Regions from separate parts of the Mus musculus genome. Here region 1 is linked to region 2. Evidence: chromatin contacts called from ENCODE POLR2A ChIA-PET data. All regions are on one chromosome and are shown on one strand. The core of a region is the stretch at or near the end of the contact, and the rest is flanking DNA. Distances in the headings are between cores, read along the strand shown.

Region 1 (5,575 bases), core at 2,547-5,046, 42 kb after region 2:
TGTATAGGTGAGATCTTCCGCCTGTGGCTGGTGCACTTAGGACGCCAATCAGGAATGTGGGCAGGTCAGTCTGGAAACTAGGAAGACCAACATTTGGATCTTCCGGTCCCGTGGAGCCTTTGTTCAGAGCATTCCCGTCCCATGGTTGGTGTCTTTCTGCCTTTAAGACCTCAAGCTGGGCCTTCCCTGGCCATCTCCCCTTTCAACCTATTAGAGTCTCTTCGATTCTCTCCCAGGTACATATCAAGGCTTTCTCGCTGCTCACCCACTTTCTTGGTGTCTTTGGTTTAGGAGGAGACTCCAATTTTCTCAGCTCATTAGAAATTTCCAGATGTTTGGTAATCCCTATGACCAAAAGTGGGGTCCCATGAGCTTGAAGAAGACCTTGTACTAGTTAGTGGGTTAAGTATTTGGTCTTGAACCTGCTTTGCGCAGCAGTGAGTGTTGAGACACTGTTTACAGAGGAATATCGGACAGCAGAAGATTTGGAAACCAGCTTCCCACCAGGGTTGAGCTCTTGATGGTTCTGGGACGAGCTGCACCCCCACCCCCTGGATGCAAGAAGCCCCCAAGAATACTGCCAATAGACACCAACTCCATCCCTAGCTTTCTGAGTCACATCTTGTACCTGGATGGACTCTAGAGCTCTGCAGCTGAACTCTCCCAGTCTTCAGCATTCAGGAAGGGGATGAGAAAGGGCTCCATGGCCAAGGTAAGGCAGCAAGGCTCTCCCACAGATGTCAACGAGTGTCGGCGGCCACAAGAGAGGAGAGTCTGTCACCACACCTGCCACAACACTGTGGGCAGCTTCCTGTGCACCTGTAGACCTGGTTTCAGGCTTCGATCTGACCGTGTGTCCTGTGAAGGTGAGCACCAGGCCCTAGCCCTACCCTCTAGCTCTTAGTCCTGCCTTCTCAGCACAAAAGCCCACTCCATAGATCTTGTTCTCCTGACTCCAAACCATATCTTAAAGATCTTGGTTCTGCCCTTGAGGTACCAGACCTCACCCCCTAACCACAGGCCCCCTCTTTGCCAAACTCGTTCTTTAAATCCCGCCTTTTTTCCAGTTCTTTTTGTTTGTCACTACCAATGCCCCCCGCTTTCTTTCTCGCTTTCCCTGTTCCCTTACATTTTAAAAATGTACTTACAAAAAAAATGTTTATGCATATGAGTATTTTGCCTATTTATATGTGTGTGTCTGGTGCCTGTGGAAGTCAGAAGAGGTTGTTAGATCCCCTAGAACTGGGGTTACAGCATCATGTGGGTGCTTGGAACCAAACCTGGGTCCTCTGCAATAGCAACCATTTCTCCATCCTGGATTTTTTTTCCTTTTCTTTCTCTCTCTTTCTTTCTTTCTTTCTTTCTTTCTTTCTTTCTTTCTTTCTTTCTTTCCTTCCTTCTTTCTTTCTTTCCCTTTATTTTTAATAAAAGGGTTGGGGCTTTTAGAAAGATTTATTTTATGTATATTATAAGGGTTTTGCCTGCTGGTTTGTATGTGTACCACATGCTCCAGAAGGGCCAAGAAGTGACCTCCTGGGACTGGGGCTGTGGATTGTATGAGTCACCATGTGACTGCTGGGAACAGAACCAGCTCCTCTGCAAGAGAAGCCTGTGCCCTTAACCTCTGAGATGGCTCTCCAGCCCCATTCTTCAACTTCTTTATGCAGTCCTTTCCCTTTTCACTGTCGCCAGCTATTGCCTACAAATGGTAAAAAAAGGAAAAAACAAAAAACAGCCATAAGGGGATTCTCCGTTTTTGTGACGAGGTGCAGTAGATGTTCATCTGTAGGGGAAATGCCGGTTCAGTTCCCAGGTCTTTACGTGTGGGCAGGAGCCTCCTCCCTCAAGGTGACCAGACAGTGCCACTGCAGGGAACCCTCCGCTGAGCCCTCATCCTGAGCCCTAGCTCCACTGCAGGGAAGCCATAGCTAGATGGGAAGCAGGGGACGCAATGAAACCCCAGCCCAGAGCAGTTGGGGAGAGTTGTTTCCAGGATGGACCCTGAAGGCCTTCCAGCCTCAGGAAAACTTGTGTTCCCTTATAGCTGTTAAGGAAGGAAGGGCAGCTGAGTCTTGGGCTGCCGGACCTCCTTGTTACTGGTTTAGGATCTTTTCTTGCCCATTAGTGTTTTCCCAGCCTTCTTCCCTTGTGGCTGTCGCTGTGGCCTCAGTAGGTCACAGCCTGTTACTTTATGTGGCTGAGGACCTGTTTAGGCCTCTCGAACCCCACTTCCTGCCCCTGCTGCCTTCCTTAGGAGACCCTGTGCTTCCATTTCAGCTTTCCCGAAGGCCGTTCTGGCCCCATCTGCCATCCTGCAGCCCCGACAGCATCCTGCTAAGATGTCCCTGCTCCTCCCTGAGGCAGGCCGGCCTGCCCTGTCCCCAGGACACAGCCCTCCTCCAGGGGCCCCAGGATACCCCACTGGAGTTAGAACAATCAGTCAGCCATCTACCACCCAGGTCCTACCCACATTCTTTCCCACACAGTTGATATCCACTCCAGTGCCAAGTTCCTCCCCACTGGGGACCCTTGGACCCCCCTCACTCCTCCAGGGGGCTGTAGGGACCCCTTCCTCACCTAGGGGTCCTGAAAGCCCAAAGCTGGGAGCAGGGTCCTCTTCCTGTTGGCACCTGGGAGCCACGTATGAATCAGGCAGCCGCTGGAACCAGCCCGGATGTTCTCAGTGCTTGTGCCAGGTAGGTGTGAAGTCCCCAGGCTGCCTTGGGGGAGTGTCTAGGTTCTGCCCACCACTGCAACTCCTGTTTGTGCATTCAGGATGGAGAGGTGACCTGTGGAGGAGTAAGGTGTGACGCTACCTGTTCCCACCCAGTTCCCCCGAGAGATGGGGGGTGCTGCCCCTCTTGCACTGGTAAGAGCTCTTTCTTCCTCTAGCCTTTTGCAGCCCAGGGGCTATTTATTATTCAACTTCTCCTGCAATCAGTTCTTGGTGTCACCTGGAAATCTGACTTGGAGGTTCATGGGTGGGGCCTGAGAACATACAACACTACACTGCTGCTGCTGATCTGGAATCTCACTTTGAGAACCATTTGTCTATGCTGAAGAGCTCTTCAAGGAAAACCTTCTAGCAGGCTGCTCTTCTTGGCCCATCCTGCCTGCCTGCCTTCTTTCCTTCCTTCTTCCTCCTCCCCTTCCTCCTTCCTTCCATTCATTCTTTCCTCCTTCCTTTTCTCCCTCCCTCCTCCCTCCCTCCTTTGTTCCTCTTCTATTCATCCTTCCCTCCCTCCTTCCTCCTTTCCTTTCCTTTCCTTTCCTTTCCTTTCCTTTCCTTTCCTTTCCTTTCCTTTCCTTTCCTTTCCTTTCCTTTCCTTTCCTTTCCTTTCCTTTCCTTCCTTCCTTCCTTCCTTCCTTCCTTCCTTTCAGTGCACATGCATTCTGTTGACTTCCTTCCCCAGTCCTACCTACCCTACATTGCTGGAGGACAATCATTTCACTTTCCTCCCATAGGCTGGGGCTGGGGCTATGGGCCTGGGGCTGGGGCTGGGGCTGGGGCTGGGGCTGGGGCTGGGGCTGGGGCTGGGGCTGGGGCTGGGGCTGGGGCTGGGGCTGGGGCTGGGGCTTGCCTACTATGTGTGAGGGAAGTCCTAATTCAATCTGCAGCACCATAAAACCAAAAATCTTTCCAGGGTCTGCCGAGGCAGTGCCTACATTGCTGTCTTACATTTCCGTTTTCTACCATGTTCCACCTATGTATGGGGCCCTGAAGGAAAGAGCTGAGTTCTCTTTATAACCGAGATTTTGGATCCTTTCAGGTCTCCTGCTGGCTACATAGTGATATTTCCCTATTATGGTGAGAATAGCTGAGTCACAGAGAGGCATCGTGACGTGGGCAGGGCTACTTGGGTAAACGGAGCTAGAACTCTAGGTTCGGAACATAGCGTCTCCTGTGTGGTGGGAACGAAATGCCCCTTTCTCAGGACACACTTCAAGGCACACCCTCACAGCCACTGTAGCTACTCTTGCATCTGTCTCCTGTGCTGTTTCCCAGCAGTCCTAGGACCACCCAGTTCAAGGGACCTATGTCTGCCACTGCTGGCACATCCAGGGTGGTGAGAGAATGTTCCAGAAGTATTACGCCTCAAAGAGAAGAGACCTGGTTTCCTGTCCTTTGAGGAGGCTGACGTTCCCCACCTCCTGTTTGTCTTTCAAAGGCTGCTTTCACAGTGGCGCTATCCGAGCCGAAGGGGATGTGTTTTCACCTCCTGAGGAGAACTGTACTGTGTGTGTCTGTCTGGTAAGCAACCCGGGATTCACCACCGCATGTTGTCTTAACCTTTGGGGGTTGTCAAGGAGGGGAACAGACTGGATGTTGAAGATGAACTTCTCCTTGGAAGGGAGCTTGATGCAAGGCTTTGAATCTAAAACTATTGAGTTTGAGAAGGTCATTGGAAGCATCCAAGCTCTGGCCAATGGCTGTGGAGGGTATCTGCTGTGCATGCGAGAGCCAGGGCAGAACAGGGTCCATCTATTTGGGAAGGGAAGGGTAGAACTCTCTCAGGAACTTCCCCAAGGAGCCTGCTTTCTCCAGGCAAAATATTTATTACCACAACAAAGGTGTCCACATCTGGGTGAGAGCAACCTCATTAAGCCCTGGGCTTCTTGAGTATTTTTGCTTCTGGCATGATTACACTCCTCGGAGAGTAATCATGTGTCAGATGCTGCCTGTGTGAATTTAATTCTGGGCACCCACTGGGTGTCAGGCACAGATTTGATGCCCTTCCCCTGTTTCTTAACCAGAGGCTCCCAGAAAATGCAGGGTGGGTCCTGGATCTGTAGATTCAAAGATGGAGGCTGGAAGCTGGTGGAGCTGGGGTTTGAACAGTGGTCTGTTCCAGGCTTTGTCTACCAACCGTTGCTGCCATGCTCTGGCTACCTTTAAACACAGCTCCAGAGCTGGCCACAATTGCTGATGGGGTGGTGTGTGATCAGAGACGCAGAGAATGCCAGTAGCATTCATCTAGCTCTTCCTGTATGTTAAGCATGAGGAGGAGAGGAATTTGTGTGCATTCTTCCAATTTTATGTGGTAAGACAGGCACTGATTCCACCCATGTTAGAAGATCCTGGAGATGTGATGTCCCTTTGCCGAAAGTCTTGTTAGGAGATGCATAGATAGTGGAACTCAGGTCTAGATGGTTCCAATGGTGGACACTTTTTAAATTTTAACTTAAAAATTACTTGTAAAGGTGTATTGTATACTGGGTATGGTGCCACATGTCTCTAATCTCAGCACTTGGAAGACAAGCAAGCATATCTCTTGAGTTTGAGGCCATCCTGGTCTACATGTTGAGTTCCAGGACAGGACAGGTAGGGCTACATAGTTAGACTCTTTCTCAAAAAAAAAAAGTACTTTATTATTTTGACATTTTAGTTATTTATTTTAAAAAGATTTATTGATATGTTTTTATTTGTATGGGTGTTTTGCTCACATGTGTGTCTATGCACTACTTATGTGCCTGGTGCCCTCAGAGGCCAGACAACAGTGTTAAATACCCTGGAACTGGAGTTACAGATGGCTGTGAGGTACACTGTGGGAGCTGGGGACTGAACCTGATTCTC
Region 2 (5,322 bases), core at 761-3,260:
TGATCAACACTGTGCGGCCAGGCCATGTGCTAGCAGGTCTTAGTCTGCCATACTGCAGATGAGGTTGGCGAGAGGAGAGACCCGGAGAAGTGAAGCCTTTGGCATAGTAGTAACACAGTGATGGGCACGAGGCTGAAATCGAGCCCAGATCTGTTCAAGATCAGTTTTAAAGCAAACCCCGGGGACACTGAGAGCCTCCCACATTGCAGTTCCCTGCTCTGGGAGCAGCCCACACATGCCCAGGCTGAGGAACAAGGGCCCGATCATTCCTCCAGGTTCCCTCCTTGACTAGCAAAGTGACTTATCACACAGCAAGTAACTTGTTGTTCTGATCTAAATGCGTGCCTGAGATCCTAGCCATAGGGGTTTCAGGGTGCCTCAGGTTAACCTCAGACCTGGCTTGGCCCAGTGCCCCGCCCACAGGAAAGGGAACGGGGATTAAGCTGGAGATACAAAATGAAATTCTTGTCTTCTGAACCCCAAGAGGCAGCATCGTCTCAGATGGGGACTAGAGAGAGTCCGGGTGTCCAGAGTGGGGTTCCCCATGGTCGTCCCTCTATTGTGGCTCCCACAGGACTCACCATGGTGGGAAAGTTCTGAAACAAGCTGAGCTCACACTTCTGCTCTGAGATGCCGCCGGGTGGACGGTCCTGACTGCTACCAGGTCTGAAGTAGAGACAGCAGCACCTGCAGGAGTGGAAAGGACTTGAGTTGCTGAAGGTATGGGCAGCCGATTGGCAATGTCATGCCTCCCGTGCCTGTGCCTTAAGAATTAGGGAGCTGCCTCAGACTTTGATCCAAGTCCAAACTCTAGTTCGTGGGCTAGGAATGGAGAGGAGCGTGGGGACTGACCAAAGTTCACACCCCCACTTAGCCAGAAGGCAGTGTTTGGAATCATGTCCAGCTTAAAGCTGGGAAGGAGAAAATGTACAAAGACCTTTACCTTTCTGGCTGGCCACACTAGTAGTGAGTCAGCTCTGTGATCCTATTTTACTTCTGGAACACAGACTGAAAGCTCTAGTGAGTTGTCTAAGATTGTGTTGCTGAGAGTTAGGACTTGAGCCCATGTCTAGTCTTGCTACAAAGCCTAATGTTTCCCCTTAGTCAACCAGTTTCCCAGAGTCAAGTCGAGTGCCAGCTGGGGAGGTACAAATCATCTTCAGTTCCACCTGGTTCAAACCTAGCTACACTGATCTCTGCCTCATTTGTAAAATAGGGAGTTAGCTCTCCTCCTCCGGCATTCTGGAGATGCTTCAGGACTAGGCTTCTGCTGCTCCTCCTTTGGGGTTGGGGACATGGAGGCTGTCTGATGAAGCCTGGGACCTGCATCTGCGGGGCTGATTGCACTAGTCACCTGGGTGTTTAGGCTCTTCCTGTGAAATTCCTGCGTTGTATTTGAGCTTAGAATTTGTATCGCAGTAGAGGCACTAATAGTGCTATCAAGTAATTTAGTGGAGAGTCCTTTCGTTTCTGGAGAAATTAAAAGAGGTGAGCAAACACACCCCCAGGTGATGTGTGAGGCTGGGATGATTGTTCTAAAGTCAGTTGAGGGCATTCGAGGGATCAGGAGGAGCTCGAAGAATTAAGCAAAGGAAAGCACGATTCTACTCTGGGATGTGCACAGATGGTCACCTCTTATCCCCAGTCTAGTCCTCCGCAGCCCTTCCTGTTTTAAAAGAGGGAAAACCCCGAGGACGCCTGGAGCTATGGAGGAAGGAAGGAGGCAGAATCTGAGGAAGGGGCGCGGATCTGGGCTGGGAAGCCAGCAGGCGGCCACTTAGGGCGTAGCAGACCAAAGAGGAGGCCAGTTCTGCCTGCGTACCGGTACTCTCGCTCTCATCCGGGTACTGCGACCTCTGGCGGTTAGGAGAAGGCGGGACCTCAGGGGGCGGGGCCTCGCTTGGTTGGCCGCCTCGGGCTCCGTAAGTCCTCCAAGAGGCCAGGTGAGGCCGTCCCGTGATCCTCTGCGCCTGGCCTCTCTGGCCTGCAACGTGTCTCAGGGGCGGAGGCAGCAGCCACGGAGTTGGCTGCGTGAGGGTGGGGGTTCTCAGTCTCTTCGCTCGCGCCCGTCTCTCTATCGTCGCTCTAGGCGCCCCACGGGCCAACCCAAGGCCTCAATATGTCGTACAACTACGTCGTAACGGCGCAGAAGCCTACTGCAGTGAACGGCTGTGTGACCGGTGAGATTGCCCCGGCCGGAGACCCGGGCAAGGGAGGGATCCCAGGCCTAGGGAGGCCAGCGGCCCCAGGGGCGGCGGGAGCAAAAACTTGGGCTCCGGGAATGGAAGGCGCTGGCAGTCGCGGAACGTCCCCCTTAGCTCGCGATCTCAAAGGAGCTGTTCCCACCACGCGCCTTTTGGGCAGCGGAAGCAGCTATTCTGGGTCCTTTTTTGCTCATAGGAGGTCACTTGTTATTGAGGATTGGTCCAGGCCTGATGGGACGGAGAGCGAAGTGTGAGTTGTGTGCGTGGTTGATTGAGTCTTCAAACTTGCCCCATGTGGTCAGGGGAAAGGGGAGATGATAATGGGGCAAGTTTTGAGTTCATAATTTTCCGGTGGATGTCCAGGAGGTTGAGGAATTTGAGCAATGTCTGCACCCCCCCCCCCCCGGCCCTCTCCAGACCCACCCTTTTGCCTGGGGCTGTTGTTTACTCCAGGGCGCTGCTGGAGAACAAGGTTTGGTTGGCCCGTCAGTGTGCGAGCTTTGCCTTGTTTGTGTGCGTGGCTCTTTATCGGCAGTTACATCCCAAACCAAAGAACATTCATCTTGAACTCATATTTTCAGCTACTTAAATTCGTGTATTTACGTAAATGCTAATCATTTCAGAACAAAAGTTTCTTGTTCAGAGAGAGCTACAGAGGGCTGGGTGGTGTTGGTAGATTGCTTGGGAGATAAAAGGACAACACTGAAGGCTCTGGGAAATTTTCTTCGCTTTATCTTTCTGGATGGGAACTCAAGGAAACACAGGCTTTCTCCATTAGCGTCAATTACAGTCTGCTGTTGTAATTTAGAAAGGAAAACCCAACAACCATCCGAAGAATTTTCGTGGTCATAGTTTGTTGAAGGCCAGGCTGTTGTTGCCCAGTCGACAGTACATTTTTAAAAGTCTGATTAAGACTATAGCTTTGTTGAGTGTGTGAAGCAAGACATTGAGGTGCTTCATTTGGTGAGGAGGCGAGGTCCTTAGGTAGATTTATTTAGAGGTACCTGAAAGGCCTATCCTCCAGCTTCCAAAGTTAGAGGCTCTCTTCTTTCAGGACACTTTACTTCAGCGGAAGATCTGAACCTGTTGATTGCTAAAAACACAAGATTAGAGATCTATGTGGTCACTGCGGAGGGTCTTCGGCCAGTCAAAGAGGTGGGAATGTACGGGAAGATTGCAGTCATGGAGCTCTTCAGGCCCAAGGTAAGGGACGGGCCCTGAAGGAACCCTTGGGTGCAGAGTTTAAATGGGATGGGTGAAGGCTTAAGTAGAAACTCTTTGGGAATGGCAGTCTGTAACCAGAATCCCAGAAGGAGAGAGTTATTAGGGAAGAGAACCTGAAGGAGCTTGTGGGTTAATGCCGCAGAGGTTGTAGTGTTAATCCTAGCTTCATTTCTTAGTCATCTCATGTAAAGCACCTTTGAAAGCCTTGATTTCCCCGTTTACAAATGGGCGTAACGGTGCCCTCTCCCGTAGAGTACTGTGAAGATAAAATGATTGATTTTCACAGAGTAAGCACATCCTGTTAGCTTAACAGTTTCATTACTATTAGAACAATTGTAATTCAACTGTATCCAAAACAAAAAAACCCCAAAAAACCATGAATGTTTTTGAGGACTGTTAGTAAAGATCTATTGTAGCTTTGCTTGTTATTACTACAGATTACTTTCTCTCCACATACATAGGTGAAGGAGAAACATTTCATTCTCTTCTCAAATCTTGAATAGAATGAGGTGAATTATAGAGGACTTTGCTTGTAGAGCAGAGAGAAAGAGAGCTGAAATTGCAAGGCCTAGATGCTTACCAGCCTCAGTCCTGGCCTTTTGTACATCCCCTTAGGGTCTTGTGCGAGCTTAGTACATGTTACAGGCTCGCTTAGTATTTCCTCTGTGTGGCGAGTAGAACTTGGAAGATTCTTTAAAAGCTTAGAATACTTAAAGAATGGTGTTAAGGCTGAACAGGTTGTTCCTGCTTTTGAAAGAATCTCTTGATAATATTCCAGGGGGAGAGCAAAGACCTGCTGTTCATCTTGACTGCTAAATACAATGCCTGTATCTTGGAGTATAAGCAGAGTGGCGAAAGCATTGACATCATTACAAGAGCCCATGGCAATGTCCAGGTGAGGTGGCTGCTTCAGGCTGATCAGTTTTTCCTGCAAGGACTGCTGTCATGATGCAGTGATGAGCAGCAGTTAACTGTCAGGGTGTCACTCTGTGTAATCAGAGAAATGGAGAACGCCCACATGGCTTGAATTGTTTTGATATTCCAAGGGAAAGTGAAAAATTCACTCACAGCGTGGGGGTGGGGGACGGACGATGGAACGACAATGTGCTCATGTTTGGGTTCCTGGCATGTTGGGTGGTCTTATAACCTATATCTGCCTGGGAAAGCTTTGTACCCAGTATCTTCTGCTGCTTTGAGTGAGCTTCCCTACCCTAATTCCAGTTTTTCCCCCCTCAGGACCGCATTGGTCGCCCCTCGGAGACTGGCATCATTGGCATCATTGACCCTGAGTGCCGTATGATTGGCCTTCGACTCTACGATGGCCTTTTCAAGGTCATTCCACTAGACCGAGACAATAAAGAGCTCAAGGCCTTTAACATCCGCCTAGAGGAACTGCACGTCATTGATGTCAAGTTCCTGTATGGTTGTCAAGCACCTACCATTTGCTTTGTCTACCAGGTACATGAGCTGAGAAGAGAGGGAGAAGCTGGTTTGGAATGATGGGAGTGGGATGCTTGCCAAAGGAATGTGTGTGTCTGGGTTTGGTAGCAGGCTAGGAGAAGTGTTGACTATTTCTGAAACATTTAAAAAAACAGTTAATACGGGTCAGAGCTGACCCTTGACATACACACACACACACACCCTTTTTTTTTGTGTGTGTGTACTACTACTTGTTTGGGGGTAGCGAATGCTGTCAGGTTTATAGCAGGTTTTAATCCTGAGATTACACTCCAGTAGTAGGCCTGGGGGATTTTATAGGGTGACCTAGTTTATCCTTTGTTTGAGTCTCTTACCAACATGCCTAGAGGATTATAAAAACTTAGCTGTAGAACAGTGATTCAGAACGTGCCTTTACGAGCCAAGAGAAAATATCTTGGTAGTGCTTTAGTTTAGT

What was found. ChIA-PET counts read pairs that join two places held with the same protein, here RNA polymerase II (POLR2A).
Region 1: POLR2A ChIA-PET joins it to region 2 with 6 read pairs in embryonic stem cell. The contact joins the promoter of 4930524O05Rik here to the promoter of Ddb1 in region 2. POLR2A ChIA-PET finds 5 or more read pairs at or near these places in 4 of 5 experiments (Patski and embryonic stem cell).

What each region holds. Positions count from the first base shown.
Region 1 is chr19:10,644,257-10,649,831 of GRCm38, forward strand. 4930524O05Rik (RIKEN cDNA 4930524O05 gene) reads right to left here and starts at 3,797. Exons shown (of 3, transcript NR_045316.1): 1 at 3,680-3,797; 2 at 2,578-2,789; 3 at 1,438-1,699. Vwce (von Willebrand factor C and EGF domains) reads left to right here. Exons shown (of 20, transcript NM_027913.2): 6 at 1-7; 7 at 738-866; 8 at 2,278-2,696; 9 at 2,776-2,869; 10 at 4,170-4,252.
Region 2 is chr19:10,603,587-10,608,908 of GRCm38, forward strand. It overlaps Ddb1 (damage specific DNA binding protein 1), which reads left to right and starts at 2,011. Exons shown (of 27, transcript NM_015735.2): 1 at 2,011-2,180; 2 at 3,259-3,407; 3 at 4,207-4,323; 4 at 4,665-4,886. The coding sequence starts at 2,120. It overlaps Tkfc (triokinase, FMN cyclase), which reads right to left and starts at 672. Exons shown (of 17, transcript NM_145496.1): 1 at 582-672. The coding sequence starts at 584.